Regions from separate parts of the Homo sapiens genome. Here region 2 is linked to region 1. The links are chromatin contacts, found by Hi-C or POLR2A ChIA-PET in ENCODE. All regions are on one chromosome and are shown on one strand. Each heading gives the region's core, a stretch centred on a gene start or an enhancer-like site at or near the end of the contact. The rest is flanking DNA. Distances are from core to core; before and after follow the strand shown.

Region 1 (5,312 bases), core at 2,308-4,807:
TCAGCTAAACAACCCACCCCGGGCCGGACCATTCGGGTCATTCTTTGCCCAAACATTAAGAGCAGGGCCATTTTTTTTTTTTTTTTTTTTGAGATGGAGTCTCGCTCTGTCACCCAAGCTAGAGTGCAGTGGCACCATCTCGACTTACTGCAACCTCTGCCTCCCGGGTTCAAGTGATTCTCCTGCCTCAGCCTCCTGAGTAGCTGGGACTACAGGCGCCTGCCATCATGCCCGGCTAATTTTTGTATTTTTAGTAGAGATGGGGTTTCACCATGTTAGCCAGGATGGTCTCGATCTCCTGACCTCGTGACCCACCCACCTTGGACTCCCAAAGTGCTGGGATTACAGACAGAAGACACGGCACCCGGCCCAAAGCAGGGCCATTTTCAAATACCTTTAGACTTTTTCATTAGGGAATTCATAGACAATTCATCACCCGTCGTCAGTACAGAAGCCCTGCGCCCCCAGATTCTGAATGTGGAAAACATGATAATGTCCTTTGCACTGTCTCTCAGCCACTAAAGTCTCATTGGCCCTCACACCAAACAAAACAACCTCACGGGGCTCCCTGGTCACTGGCTCAACAGTTGCAGCATTTTGCAGCCAGTATAGAAATGTGGCCACCAGGGGGCACTGCCCTGAAAGTAATAAATAAGAAACGGAAAAACTCTTTGGTGTTTTCTTTTCCTTCTTAGGCTTAAGTGATAAAATATCTAAAGCTTCCCTAGTGAAAACACAAAGTGGGCTTCCTCGGGTTCTAGAATGGCCCTGATGACTTCTGCCTTCTTTGAAGCCAATATTTTGGCCAAAGGAAGGCAACTAGACTTTGAAGACAACAACTCTTTCAGAGAAAGTAATGCTCTACTCCCCAGAACGTTGATAGCATAGCTTGCTCTGAACCTCCCACCCCTTTAAAGGAAGAATGTCTACAAGGTCAAGCCAATCTGCAGGTCCAGCACGAGGACCTAGTTGTGAGTCTCGGCGAAGAATATTTTGCGAGAGCCTCCTAATTACCAAGCAAAACAAGCCAACCCAATGACAAGCCTCAAGCTTGAGTTGCAGACACAAGATGACATAAATACAGACAGCAGTACAAAGGGTGCGAGGTATTCGCTGGGATTTCCCAAGTCTTACATGACTGCAGGGGGAGCTCCGGTGCCTCACATCAGAACTGGACTTCGAGAACATGCCAAAGCAGCTGCTCCAAATTTCTTTAGTGTCTTAGAATGCCCTTCCCACAAGTGAGTGTATCCGCGGTACAACGTTCAAGTACCCTTTTGTAATGTTCCAAGGGTCCTAAGACTCATTTTCAAAGCTCTGGCTTCGAGCTCCTCCTGATTTCTTCATGAATTGCTGGGGCCACTCTGCATGCCCTATTGATCATGAAGAGCCTGTCTTCTAGGGAAACCGGCCTGGGAGAAGGCAGCCAACCCCATCCCCAGACCAAGGGATAAAGAACCAGGCACTATCCTGTACAAGCTGTGCCCCTCTGGCTGCAGGAAGAGCGCCTGCGGGGCTTGCACGGGGCAAAGGAGCAGCAGGCCCTTGGGAAAGGCATGAGGCACACAGAGGTGCTGCCAGGCTCACCTGCGCATGCCAGCTCAGACCAGCCACGGGCCCCCAGGAGCACCAGGGGTTACGGAAACCCAACTGTTCAATTCTCCAAGATGTGTGGGGCCCCCACAGGGACAAAAATGCAAGTAGAGCCCATTTTCAAAAATCAGTCTAACAAGCTGCATCACAAAAGGTTTCCACCTGGAGTTTGCAAAAGGCTTTCAGAGCTAGATTCTCTTAGGCTTGCATTGAGAAAAGGGCTTAACTGCTTCTCAGAGGCAAAGCTACAGTTGTGGAGCAAGGGAAGGCCTACCTGACCCAAGACTCAGTAGTTCTGTAATTTATTAAGAACGTGATCTGTTAAACACCGGAGACTCCGCCAAGGAGCACCAGCATGGTGGGAGCAGGGGCACACAGCCCAGATGGCAGAAGGCCACTCCACACCACGGGCATTTACCCAGCACTTTCTACGCACCAGCCACTCCCTAGCTGCGGGACCCCAAGCTAGGTACCCCGCTCCTCTGCCGATCGGTCCCCGTTCTCAGACAGGTGGCCCAGAATCACCACCCTGGCCAATTTGCAGGGCTGCTGCGAGGCTCTAATGAGACAGCAAATCACCACATACATGCCAAGAATTGCTACTCGCTTCAACTGGGCTTAACCTCATGATATGCAATGACAGCCTCAAGAGCCGAGCACACGCGGGGCACATAGTAGGTGGTCCACAAACGTGGGTGCCCTTTCTTCATGAAAGGGAAGGGGACGAAGGAAGAAAAACACTCCGGTCCAAAAGTACCCTCAAGCCCTTACCCCACAGCGTGGATGCCCCGATTTCCCAGGTCCCTCCGCAACCCTCAGTAGAACTCCCACCGCGCCCTGGGCTGCTGGGGGCCTCCCCAGCCGGGTCACAGTGCACCTGAACGCCCCGGTCCGTGCCACCTCGCCCGCACCGGCCACCGCTTCCCTGGAACGCGGCCGGCGGCCGCCACCGCCACCTGGCTGCTCGGACTCAGTCTCCCCGCGCGCCGCTTCTTCCCGTTTGGCTCCGATCTCCCAAAACAACTAATGAGGCTGCACCGGGCTCGGGCCGGGGGTCACCGGGCTCGGGCCGGGGGTCCCCGGGCGCCGGCGCCGCGTCCCTCCTTACCTGCACAGCTCGGCGAAGGCCTGGAAATTCAGCTTCTTGATTTTCTTCTCGCTCAGCCAGTAGCCAACTCTCTTCCCTTTCAGAAAGGTCTGCATCTTCCTCCTCGGGCGGGGAGCCTGGGTCCGGAGGAAATCGCCCACAGGCCGAGTCTGGCGGCCGGCGCGCGCCGCGAGCGAGTGGGCACCTCCTCCCGGCGGCGGGGACGCGGAACGGGGATCGGAGCTGGGGCGCGCAGTCCTGCCGCGCGGAGCGGAGCGGGGCGGGGCGCGGCGGGCGGCCGGGAGGAGGGAGCGGCGCTCAGCGCGGAAGGCCACTGGCTGGGCCAAGCTGCCACCGCCCACGCCCCCGCCGCCTGCGGGCTCGCCCGCCCGCCCACCGGCTCGCGAGCGCCGCGCCGCCCGGCCTGCCGGCTGAGGCTGGGGCACGGCTGAGCCTGAGTCTGAGTCGGAGCTGGGGCCAGGGCCCGCAGGAGGGGAAGCCGGGCCTCCGCAGACACCGCCCCCGCCCTGCCCGCCCTCCCGCCGCGCGGGCCCGAGCCACACGCCCTCAGGCGGCGGCAGAAGCGCGGCCTCCGAGCCCTTCCTCCCTCCTCCTCCCGCCCGGGTCCTCGCCCTCTGATGTTCCCAGCCGGGCCGTAACCCCTGGGCGCGCTTGGACCCCGGCGGGGCGCACGCGGCCACTCGGCCCGGCCAGAGATCCTCACCCGCCGCCGCCGCCGCCACTTCCTCCTCGGCCTGGTCCTCGCGCGCTGCCCGCCGAGAAGGGCGGCGGCGAGCGCCCGCGCACTCGCCGCCCCTGCCCGCCGCCGCCCCGCGCTGGCCCGGCCGCCCCGCTTGAGCCCGCGGCGGCGAGGAAGCGGCGGGGCGGCCGCCAGGGGGCAGCGCCGCCCGCCGCCTCTTAAAGGCGCCGCGCCGGCCCTCGCGGCTACCCGGCGCCTGTTTGTGTCCCCGGGTGTGGGGTGCGGGGCGCGGGGCTTCCTGGGGGCGGCCGTGGCCCGGCGGTCTTACTTCGGGAAGGGAGCCGCGGTGTGGGCGTGTGTTCCGCCTGGCCTTTGGGGGCGACCGAGCCGCTGAGTTTCGGAAACGTCTCTGTACCCCCAGCAGGGTTCAGCACCCCCAAGGCAATCCATTGCAACTGCGCCCGGAAGGAGACCTTCCAGGAATTCGCCCCTTCCCTCGAGGAAGCGGACCCTGGCCCAGGATGGGGCCCCCCGGGGGGGTGGGTGAACACCCAGGGGCCCTCCTAGGCGTAGGACGTGACCACCAGTTCTCACTCTAGGTCCCCTTCACTGAGGGGGGAAGGGGCGGGGACTGGAGGCGACAGCGACAACAGCGGCCGTCCCCGGAGACCCCTTCCTCAGGGGTGCGGGTCAGCGTCGGCGCCGGGGAGTCACTAAACCCCGCCTACCCTGCCCTGCCCTATGGGGCAGCCAGGGAGCTTTCCTGCCTCAATGGTCTCTGGGTTTGGGAAGGAGAAATGGACTTCTCTCCCCAGGCCCAGGCAGGAAAAATGGATTCCCGTGGAGGGAAGGCTCAGAAAAGTTTGAGAGGAGACACTGAAGCTGGCCTTGGAAATCAAGGAGATTTTGATGGAGCAGGGAAGGGGGATGAGCTTGAATTGAGGCTGGGAGACAAGAAAAAGCCAAGTTGCCAGCGGGTGACCAAGACTTCCCTTGATCACACTTGAGTCAGGCTCCTCCGAGACCTCTTTCTGACCAGGCCCCGACCTTGGGCTCTGTCCTTGGCCTTCTTAGTCCAGTTTTAGCCAGAATCCTGCTGTCAAGAATATCTCCACGCTTGGTATGTGATCACCCTGGCCGGCCTACATTAAGAAACTCCGTCTCAAAAAAAAAAGAAAGACAAGGATCTCTCTATGCTGCCCAGGCTGGAGTGCAATGGTGCAGTCATAGCTCACTGCAGCCTCGAACACCCCTGCTAAACTGATCCTCCCACCTCAGCCTCCCGAGCAGCTGGGACTACACTGTGTTGCCCAGGCAGGTCTCGAACTCCTGGCCTCAAGCTGTCCTCCCACCTGGGCCTCCCAAAGTGCTGGGATTGTAGACCTGAGCCACCCCGCCTGGCTTCCCTGCCATCTTTAACGAGAATCTGATTAGTTTTTTTCTTTAACAAGGTAGAGAAAACGGATGGATGGAGAGTGGAAAAGACGATGGGTGGGAAACAGGACTCCTCCAGGGGGCCAGCTAGGGACGGGCACTGCATGCCTTAGGCAAGGGTACTGCGAGTTTCATAGGCCATGGGAGCCTAGAAGGTAAGTGGTGACAGGTTCCAGGGTCAGCTCTGTGGCTTAGAATGCCTGGCTCCTGGGGGGGACATGGAAAGCTGGATAAAGGGAAGATCATAGCAAGGACCCCTAGGGCCGAGGCACAAGATGGATAAAAGAAGGCTAAGGGAGGCTGCGCATGGTGGCTCATGCCTGTAATCCCAGCACTTTGGGAGGCCGAGGTGGGCACATCATGAGGTCAGGAGATTGAGATCATCCTGGCTAACACGGTGAAACCCTGTCTCTACTAAAAATACAAAAAATTAGCCGGGCGTGGTGGCGGGCGCCTGTAGTCCCAGCTACTTGGGAGGCTAAGGCAGGAGAATGGCGT
Region 2 (5,561 bases), core at 570-3,069, 200 kb after region 1:
ACCCACCTTGGCCTCCCCAAAGTGCTAGGATTACAGGTGCAAGCCACCATGCCCAGTCTTTTTTTTTTTAATTTTTTTTAAAAAATAGAGACAGTCTCACTCTGTCACTCAGGCTGAAGTGTGGTGGCACAATCATAGCTCACTGTAGCTTCAAACTCCTGGGCTCAAGTGATCCTCCCGAATAACTGGGACTACAGTATGCACCACTGTGCCCAGCTAATTTATTTTTATTTTTTCTGTTGAGGTCTTGGTGTGTTATAAAGGTTGGTCTTGAACTCTTGGCCTCAAGTGATCCTCCCACTTTGGCCTCTCAGAGTTTAAGGATTACAGGTGTGAGCCACCATACTGGGCATAACATGTATTTTTAATTATTGTTCCCTTTTTCCACTCCCCACTATAAGGTAAACTATATAAGGTCAGGGTTTTTCTTTTATTCACTGTTGTATCTCCAGTGCCTAGAACTGTGTCTGGCAAATATAGTAGGTGCTTAACAAATTTTGCTGAATCTATGAATGAAATAGTAAAAACGTTTGCTTGCTCTGACACAGTAATTGAGCAGAGATGGAGGGACAGTTCATATTCAAGATGGTAAAGTGATCATAATATTGCTGTGGCAAACTGAGAAAATGCCCATGTAACATAGACAATTGTAATTTGATCCTTAGTACTAGATTAAATCTGGGCAGAGTAAGCAAAGTGGGTCAGGGAAAAAAAACGTGAGATGAGGCAGGACATGTAGGCAGTCACCAAGTCATGCACATTCCTGTGAAAAGGCTAAGAGTCCTGTAGTTAAGAAATCTGTTTAACTTTGTTTAATTCATCCTTTCCAAACTTAATCACAGAAACCTTCATAAGAAAGAGTGCAGTGGTACGATCTCAGCTCATTGCAACCTTTGCCTCTTGGGTTCAAGCGATTACCCTGCCTCAGCCTCCCGAGCGGCTAAGATTACAGCCATGTGCCACCACACCCAACTAATTTTTTATTTTTAGTAGAGATGGGGCTTCACTATGTTGGCCAGGCTGGTCTCGAACTCCTGACCTTAAGTGATCTGCCTGCCTCAGCCTCCCAAAGTGCTGGGATTATAGGCGTGAGCCACTGCGCCCGGCCGGAATATACTTTCAATCATATCATAGTAGTCAACCTTTGCACTGAGCTAATGTTGATACTTTTTTTTTTTTTTAAGAGAAACAGGGTTTGGTATGTCGCCCAGGCTGGAGTGCAGTGGTTAATCCTAAGTGCAATTATTGTGCACTACAGCACTCAGCCTCCCAAGTAGCTGAGACTACAGAGGCACACACTACCACACCCAGCTAATCTTGATACATTAGGAAAGAAAACAACGGTGGAGAAAAAAAGAACATAACATAAAGTGATAATTGATTTTTTACTTATTTAAATTTTGAATTCAGAAACAGCAAAAGGTACTATGCCAAAAAGACAACATAGCAGGCCTAAGACTGCTATCTTTAGAAAGGCCTGCATGCAAAGATGGCCCTTGGCAGGTCTCTGGGAAATTGGATTTTGGGAGTGTTCCCATAATTCCCTGACTATTTAATAAGGGTGATTTACTATGCCTAAACTGTTTGTGCAAACAATATGGTTTATGCTGAATATCTGCTTTCCTTCTGGGAGCTTGGAATTTGGTACAAGCTAGACAGAGGGTGCCTATGTGATTATACCCCAATAAACACCCTGGGCAGTGAGTCTCTTATAAGCTTCCCTGGAAGACAACATTTCACAAGGATTGTAACAAGTCAATGCATCCTACGCGGCTTCACTGGGATAAGACTCTTGAAGCTTGTGCCTGGTTTCCTCTGGACGTTGCCCCATGGGCATTTTCGCTTTGTATTTTTTTTGCTGTAGTAACTCTTAGCTGAGTCATACTATATGTTGAGTTCTGTGCTTCCTCCTCACCAAACCTGGGGGTGATCTTGCGGATTCAAAATACAGGCACAAAACGGGATATGATAAAATGTCTTTCTCTACTGTCCTCCCAAAATGACATTATATTGTTTTGGGATAAATATTCAGCTGGTAATCAAGAATAAAGCTATTTTTAAAAATCTGCAAGGAAATTACCATAAAGATCAGAATAGCAGTAACCTTTAAAAGGAGGAAGAAAGTGGTTATGATTGGGAAGAGGCATGAGGGGGGCTTTTGGAATACTTACAGTGCTCTATTTCATGGCCAGAGTGATGTCAGCTTTAAAATAATGTTTTTTTAAGTTAGATTTATTTAATGTACTTTGTATGTGTATTACTTCACAATAAAATGTTTTGTTGGAGCTACTACAAATTTGAAAGTTTCAGCTGAACCCTTGAAATTAAATCCATTTCCTAAAGAAAAGGATCTAGAAGAATGAATGAAAAGCTAAGTGTTGAGTCATAGGAAATGCTGATGATTTGGGGGCTGGAAAAGAAAGAGAACTGAGTAAAGGAGAGTATAAAAACACAAATCAGACTGGGTAGTGACCAGGATAGCCTGCATGTAAGAAGTGGCACTTGAATGAGGTTTACATCAAACTGAGAAATCATCCCTTTCCTATATGCTACCAGAAAGTTTGGGATACACTTCAATTTCCATACTCACTCTGTAAGAGCAATGAATTAAAATTTCCATGTCCTCAAACAGACTAAGTTCTTGGAGTACTGGGACTGTGTCTTATTTCAGTAACTATATAGTCCAAAGACCTTAAAGAGTGCCTGGCTCATAACGAACCCTTAATAAATGAGGTGCAAGCTAGATGCGGGGGCTCACGCCTGTAAACCCAGCACTTCAGGAGGCCGAGGTGGGCAGATTGCTTCAGCCCAGGAGTTTGAGATCAGCCTGGGCAACAGGCTGTTACAAAAAAACAGAAAAATTCGCCAAGTGTGATAGTGTGTGCCTGCAGTCTCAGCTACTCCGGAGGCTGAGATGAGGGATCACTTGAGTCCAGGCATTTGAGGTTACAGTGAGCAGTGAGCCATGACTGCACCACTGCACTACAGCCTGGACAACAGAATGAGACACTGTCTCTAACAATAACAACAACCAAAACCAAAAAACAACAGACAAAATCTGCTCTGGTCCTTGCAGGATGTTAAACTATGGAGAAATATAGGCAAGGAGATTTCAATACAGAGACCAGCTTAACAATTAATAGATATCACAACAGCCAAGATGTGGAAACAACCTAAATATCCATTGACAGATGAATGAATAAAGAAAATGTAGTAAATACATAAATGGAATACTATTTGGCCTCAGAGAAGAAGGAAATATGGTGACAACATGGATGAACCTTGAAGACATTATGCTAAGTAAAATAAGCCAGTCACAGAAAGACAAATACTACATAATTCCACTTATATGAGGTCTTTATCTAGGCCTGGTCATTACCCAGAATGATAAGTGAGTATCTAAAATAATCAAATTCATAGAATCGAAGAGTGAAAGGGGAGTTGTCAGGGGCTGGGGGGAAATGCAGACTTATTAATCAACGGGCATACAGTTTCAGTTAAGCAAAATGAGTAAGCTCTAGAGATCTACTGTACAACACTGTACCTATAGTCAACAATAATGTATTGTATACTTAAAAATTTGTTGAAAGGGTAGATCTCATATTGTGTTCTTACCAAAAAAAATAAAAATGAATAGGACAACACATATGAGAGACAACATTAAGCACTAGGAAATGAGGCAAGAAAGGAAGACTTGAGAGTTGAATAACAGAGAACAAGAAAGAAAGGGGCAAAGATGATGCCATTGTCCAACTAGGTAGAACTGATAAAGAAAATAAAAATGGAACGGCCAGAGAGATAGAGGAAAACTAGAAAAATGTGGTCTCAATAGAATTCAAAAGAGGAAACTGAACTGCAAGTGAAAACTTGGAGAGAACAGATGTTTTACAATTCTTTTTTAGAAGTATGGCTGCAAAAAGGTTCAGAGAAATGAGGCAGTAGCAGAGAGGCAGGAAGTCTGAAAAGGTAAGTGTGAGAGGGAGGGGAAGATATTAAAACAAATGAGTAAGTGGACAGAATGATGTAGGAAAGCTGCAATTTTCAACTGGGGTGATTGTTCTCCCCTTCCACCCTCCCTAACCCCCACACTTGACAATGTCTGGAGACATTTCAAATTGCCACAACTGGACAGGGGAAAGGGGAAGGATACTATTTGCCTCTAACAGGTAGAAGCCAAGGATGCTGCTAAACATTTCACAAGGCACAGGACAGTCCTCCACAACAAAGAATTACCTGGCCCCAAATGTCAAGAGTGCCAAGGTTGAGAAGCCCTGTAATAGAGTGTAAGGAATACAGAAAAGAAAGATTAATCAAAGAAGTCAGGCTTTGGCAAGAACATTCAGAGAGGAGGAAGACTTTTTTGGTTCTCTGTCTACTGACCTGATTGAGAATTACAGCAGAATTACAGCTAGAAGTAGCTTTCAGATTTTTCATTTGAAAAGTCTACTGAAGTATAATGACATTCCAACTTCTCCAACAAACACATGAACACAATGTGCATGCCTTACATCATTATCCACCATGTGACTACTGGACACAGATAAACCACTTTTTTTTTTGAGGTAACAGTCAAGGTTTAAAATATGGGATACTTTAAAAAACCTCTACACACAGAGAAATTACACCTCTGTAATTTGTTAAAAGGTTAAACAGTATAAATGATCAGAGTCCATCTACTAGTATAATTTTATTTTATACAATTTCCTACATACCCTTTAGAAACTAATTAAAAATGATCTATATTTTAACAGTTCACAGAGGGATAATATGAGAAAGAGGCCTACAAAGCACTAGTTTTTACAGTTGCAAAGTGATACCGTTACGCAGTATAGGGCAAAAAGGAATTAAGAGAGGTTATAAAAAATGAGCTTGTAACCATGATTAACTTGATCATAAAAATTTCACTTTGTATAATAAGTAGGCATGAAAACATTACTGCATTTACTGACACACTACATGAAAGGTACTGAGAAGAATTTAATCAAAACACTCTCTCCCTCAAATAAGAATTTTCATTCATTTAAATATTTTCTGAGCACCTAGTATGTGCTAAGCACATGGGGATATAACAATGAACAAGACAGGCATAATTTTTCCTCCAAAGGTGCTTCTTTTAAGGGGGGCAGTGGCTCACACCTATAATCCCAGCACTTTCAGAGGCCTAGGCGGGTGGATCGCTTGAGGTCAGGAGTTCAAGACCAGCCTGGCCAACATGGTGAAACCCCGTCTCTACTAAAAATACAAAAATTAGCTGGACGTGGTGGTGCGTGCCTGTAATCCCAGCTGCTCGGGAGGCTGAGGCAGGAGAATCGCTTGAACCCGGGAGGTGGAGGTTGCAGTGAGCTGAGATCGCGCCATGGCACTCCAGCCTGGGCTACAGAGCAAGACTCCGTCACAAACAAACAAGCAAACAATACCCCAAAGGTGCTCATAGTGGGGCAAACTGTTGAACAGGCAATTACAATGTAGGGGAAGCATAAATCAGTGGCGATAAAGACTTCTGGAGCAAAACTGCCCAAGTTTGGATCTGACTCTGCCATTTCTAAACTGTATGATCTTGG

What was found. A loop is a pair of places that touch in the nucleus more often than their neighbours do. ChIA-PET counts read pairs that join two places held with the same protein, here RNA polymerase II (POLR2A). Pooled maps may share reads with other maps.
Region 2: a pooled map shows a loop between it and region 1 (2.6-fold over the local background). The contact joins the enhancer-like site here to the promoter of ITPK1 in region 1. A Hi-C loop is called at or near these places in 1 of 37 single-sample maps with no recorded cell type and 1 of 50 pooled maps. POLR2A ChIA-PET finds 5 or more read pairs at or near these places in 2 of 52 experiments (activated T-cell and naive thymus-derived CD4-positive, alpha-beta T cell).

Annotation. Positions count from the first base shown.
Region 1 is chr14:93,112,368-93,117,679 of GRCh38, forward strand. ITPK1 (inositol-tetrakisphosphate 1-kinase) reads right to left here and starts at 3,558. Exons shown (of 11, transcript NM_014216.6): 1 at 3,405-3,558; 2 at 2,702-2,938. The coding sequence starts at 2,796.
Region 2 is chr14:93,316,197-93,321,757 of GRCh38, forward strand. All of the region lies in intron 1 of BTBD7 (BTB domain containing 7), which reads right to left. Among named protein-coding and RNA genes, the nearest start is that of BTBD7, 14 kb to the right of the region's middle. Within about 2 kb of position 1,820, at least 4 of the 41 ENCODE cell types and tissues checked have a DNase peak (open chromatin) inside an H3K27ac peak, as active enhancers do.